2 separate regions of the Homo sapiens genome follow, and region 2 is linked to region 1. A link is an interaction called in ENCODE POLR2A ChIA-PET data of the cell type or tissue named here. Cell type or tissue: MCF 10A. All regions are shown on one strand.

Evidence for each region. Peaks named below come from ENCODE experiments on the same cell type or tissue, not always from the same donor. Only the 100,000 strongest peaks of a DNase experiment are listed, where the experiment ranks them.
Region 2: POLR2A ChIA-PET joins it to region 1 with 8 read pairs; 3 of 35 experiments call an interaction of 5 or more read pairs at or near these places.

The regions. Positions count from the first base shown.
Region 1 is chr7:116,629,988-116,632,487 of GRCh38, forward strand. All of the region lies in intron 2 of COMETT (cytosolic oncogenic antisense to MET transcript), which reads right to left. Among named protein-coding and RNA genes, the nearest start is that of MET, 41 kb to the right of the region's middle. RefSeq lists an enhancer at 424-543 and a silencer at 2,174-2,374. In MCF 10A, no CTCF peak of the experiment used is centred here; a DNase peak (open chromatin) is centred at 1,124.
Region 2 is chr7:116,775,643-116,778,142 of GRCh38, forward strand. MET (MET proto-oncogene, receptor tyrosine kinase) reads left to right here. Exons shown (of 21, transcript NM_000245.4): 16 at 1,747-1,827. Among named protein-coding and RNA genes, the nearest start is that of CAPZA2, 86 kb to the right of the region's middle. RefSeq lists an enhancer at 385-1,584. In MCF 10A, no CTCF peak of the experiment used is centred here; a DNase peak (open chromatin) is centred at 1,149.

The sequences.
Region 1 (2,500 bases):
CATCAAATAAATTGCAAATATTTATTTGTAAAAATTATTCTTAGCTCATGGGCCATACAAAATAAGATGGCCAGATTTGACCTGAAGATCATAGTTTGATAACTAAGAGACTTCATAACCGTGCCATGAAAGGGTTAAAAGGCAGACGAAAGCAAAGACCAGCAACAGTAGAAACTGTAACTTACATTTTTTTCTGAAATATATTTATGTGCTTCTTTATTGCACACTTCATTTTACTTGACCTTCTCTTTGATTGGCCAAAGGTATCCATTTGCCTTGGGAGTAGATTAGAATTCTTAAGCAGAAATGAAAAGGGGGAGAAACAATCAATGTTTAGTGACTGACTACTAAAATAAAAATGTTCAGTTCCTAGTAAGACCAGAGTACTGAAGTCAAGCATAGCTGAGAGAGTTAAACTTTTTAAAAAATTATTTAAATTTCTCTCTATATCTAAAGAGCCAGATTTGACTGGCTGCTACCTTCGGTTTCACTCATATGAAGAGACAGGTTTCACTGACTGCTACCTTCAGTTTCACTTAGCCAAAGTGAATTCAAACTGTCTCCACAGGAGAGAAGAAACACTGTGTGTCATTGGGCATTATGTAAGTCACCTAAACCTCGGACTCTTTATCTGTAAAATGGGAATAATGATTCCTACTTCCTATGGTTATGTGATTAAAAGACCTAATGAATATAGAGCACTTTCCACAGTATATGCCAACAGTACTCAGTAAACCTTAGTGCTCTGACTGTAGTAGATAAACAGATCAAACAGTTCATCTTTATGTATGATGTAAAGAATATCCATTACATCTGAGGTAATCCACAAAATGAGTTTTTCCTTAAAGGCGTCTACTGTCTAATCATTCAGGGTCCATTTTCCATGCATTGCTTATGCAAAGCTTATTATCCTCTTCCTTCACAAGGTCCTCTTTTACCTGACTCCATGCTCACTGCCTCACCGTTACCACCTCTCCTAGACCTGAGCTTGCTCTGCCACAAAGCAGGTAGTGTCCACTCCGCCCACTTCTCTATACTCTTGGACTCAGCACTACCGCTTCTATGGGCTCTTCCAAGGTTCAGAAGCCAGGACGCCAGTGAGTCAGTTGCCAAGTCAGAGCCACAGGCTCAGCTGCTGTGACGCGCCCCTCCCCTTGCGTCATTAAACAGTCAGAAGACTACAGCACGTGTCCTTAGGGAAAAGAAGGCTCTCTTGAACCGGTGCAAGCCTCTCCCTTTTCCACCAGTCATTTCAGAGTCTCAAGCTTAAAAGTGTATTCTCCAGCAAAGAAAAGCTGTCCCATACTTAGAGCTCTCCTCCCAGTGAAGATCCAAAACAGACTATGAGCTTATTAATGGTCATTCTCATAGAATTGTAACATTCTAGAGCTGAACAAGGTTTAAAGGTAGTCTAATACAGCCCTTTCATTTTGTAAAAGAAGAAACCGGGGCCCAGAGAAGCTTTGGCTTGTCTGAGGTCACAGAGCCAGATGAGACCTGATTCTTAGTCCTGTATCTTTCCATTAGATCCTACTATTTTCTGTTTGATCTGGTGGTAAAAAGACAGGGTTGGATTACATCATGCATGCCCTTTAAATAATACAATCCAAGTAACTGCCATATTATAGGGACTATTGACAAAAGAAGGGAACACCCTCCTCCACTGAGATCTGCATATATTGCAATAAGCAAATGTCTTACATTTAACTTGATTATCTGAAAATTGAATTTACATAACTAGGAACACATGTGATATTATGATGGGACTAATGCACACCAAAAAGGATGACTTTTATCTACAAAATATACTCTTAGTATCCTGACTAGGGACAATGAAAAATTCAAGATGTTCAATTCTCACCCATCTGCGGTGTGTGTGTGTGTGTGTGTGTGTGTGTATATATATATGTGTGTGTGTGTGTGTGTGTGTGTGTGTGTGTATTTATCCTGACAGTATATGACAGATCAAAATTTTCAATTGGTGAAGTTTCCTATAAACAAGGAAAGACCTGGCCCTGTTATGAGTTTGCCCTTCAAGCTGGAACTCCAGCTGGGACTAAATCCAGTGCTGTGGGGCTCAGCAGTCGATGTTGTTGAGACTGAACACAGATTATAAGGACATTGCATTTATCTAGACTTTGGTTAAATATAAGGGTTACAATAAAAAGAAAGAATATATCATGTCAAATTTGGCCAAATCCATGTAAACTCTAACCTACTTAGCCTACTCAGCATACACATTCTGAACTGTAAACTATAAACATTAGTTGACTGATTAGTCCTCAATTTCACCATGGATTAAATAACAGAACACAGAGTTACTGTGAGACTTGTGGTAGAAAATCTTTAATTCATTCCCCACATATGTGCTAACATTTGATACAGCTTAGAATTTAAAAAAACATAAAAGAAGGCTATAAAGTAAAAGTTACAAAAAAGGGGGAGGAAAAGGAAAAGGAGACAGATGATTTTATCAGAAACTTGGAATGAGGCACTTGTC
Region 2 (2,500 bases), 150 kb after region 1:
GTTGCAGTGAGCCAAGGTTGTGCCACAGCACTCCAGCCTGGGCAGCAGAGCGAGACTCCATGTCAAAAAAATAAATACTTATAAATAAATAAATATCACTCCTTTAATTTTGAGTATTTTTATTCAATCTCTCTCCAGTCTTTCTTTACCCTGAGAACAGTGACAAACTCTATGAAGCCTGGTTTATAGCAGTTTGTACACTGCTGGACAGCATCAGAAGACAGAGAATTTATAGCATTCTCCTGATCTAAAGCAACATATATCATCTCTACAATGCACTCCAATTTCTTTATACAAAGATAAATGAATATTTGTAATAAGCTAGCCAAAGCAGCAATAACAGCTAGCATAAACAGTATTTGTGGAAATATTTAGCAGGAAAAGAAACCAATCAAAAACCGGGAAATGAACTTCATTCTTCTTGTTGTTTTTTTTTTTCTAAAAAGCTTTTACCCTTAATACTAAATGGCCTCTGATCCCTTTTATTCTATATGTGCTGCAAGAGGTTGTACAGGCATCTGCCAGTGTGATACAAGAGAAGCTGATGGCGTGATTTCCCTTATATGAACACAAGGCCTTCTCACTTTCCTGTGGTAGCATCCACACATTCTTCTGTCAAACACCCCAGAGCGTAATCCTTTGTGTGCTCCTTCTTCCCCAAGAGTGGCTTCACTGTTAACAAACATCTTTCCATTTCTCTTCAGAGTAATATATAGTTCTGTCATAGGCCTATAAATCCCAGTAATTGCATCAATTTTAGAGTGTGTGGACTCACTAATTGTGTTCTAATTCTACACATTTGGAAAACTAGAATTTTTTATCATGAAAGGTACTAAAATGGCAATTATTTCTCTTTTGAAGTTATAATCATTAACAGCTCTATAAATATTAGCTACTATGTATTTATATGTTTTTCTGCAGGAGAATAGGAGCACTCAAAAGCATAAGTTTTATTTTATTCTTCTTTGCATTAGTAGAGGGCAGCCTAATGCCTGACACTCACATACTAGGCACTCATGGTGTCTTGGCCAGCTGGATGAATTAATTAGTGAATGACTTACACAGCTATCAGACATTTGGCACCTCTGGGGGAAATTACTGCCACTGGATAAAAGGCTACCATTGGGAAAATGATGTGGTTAAAGCCAGAGAGAACTGGATGAAGTGAGTCAGGGTGAATTTGCTTCATCTGGGCAACTGCCTTTCAGTTTCTGCCAACCTGGATTACGTATTAACCAGTGACTAATGGGGAAATCCTTATTCTATAATACTAATCCTATTTTTAATGGTAACATTTTTATTTCATTTCAGCTTATTAGAATATAGAGAACTTATTTTATTATAGTTCTTCATGTGGGTTAACTTTATTTTCATATTTTAAAATACTATGTCATCCTTTAAAAAAATTTATTTGATGAGGCCGATGTTACTCACCTTTTCAGTGGTTCCACTGTGGTTGAATATTTTATTAGGTTAGGCTTTAATATGAGTCATATCATCTACAACTTATTCATGAATTAAATAATCACATTGCTTATATCCTTGGGTGAAATGTGTTGCATCTACATATATATTTACAAACACACCTACGTACCTATAGTGGTATTGTTAAAAGTATTTTTTAAATGTACTCTTTTGCTGTATAGAAAGAAGAAAGAATAAAATGAAGCTCATAAAGGGTTTGATAAATAATTATTTCATAATTAAATGTTACGCAGTGCTAACCAAGTTCTTTCTTTTGCACAGGGCATTTTGGTTGTGTATATCATGGGACTTTGTTGGACAATGATGGCAAGAAAATTCACTGTGCTGTGAAATCCTTGAACAGTAAGTGGCATTTTATTTAACCATGGAGTATACTTTTGTGGTTTGCAACCTAATAAATAGCTTATAATAAAACGTTGATTTACACTTTCCCCTTGTGGAAAAATCAGCTACCACTGAAATTATGGGCCTAATCCTGAAAATTTGTTTTGTTCTAGACTTTTATTGAACTACTTCCCCTGAAATGATCCCTCAGAGCCCTCATTAGTAAGGGGGTAGGAGAAATGAGGTTCTTGGATGAACTGAGTATCATTTAACTATAACTATGTTTGGTTTATAATATTTGTTTTGCAAGTGACATTTCTGGAAACTATTGGAAGCATGTTGGCACCTACAGTAGTAATGACTCATTTTACCCAGAGGCATTACTATAATTATTTTTTAACCACAACTTCCATTAAAAAGATAAAAAATGAAATAAGACAAACAGGAGAAAACTACGCTGGCCAAAAATTGAAAAATCATAAGTATGGTAATACCTCATTTATCCACATTTTTGGAGAGTGAGGCATTCCACATACATGAACTTCCTAAATAAATGAAACCTACCCCTTTTTAATGCTGGAACATTACTTAAAATTTTAGCTGTTATTGAGAAAATCTTTTTAAGATGAAATGCATACTCTGTTTAAGGGAATGCTTCCAAATACAAACTAAGTCTTTATTGGTGACCCCA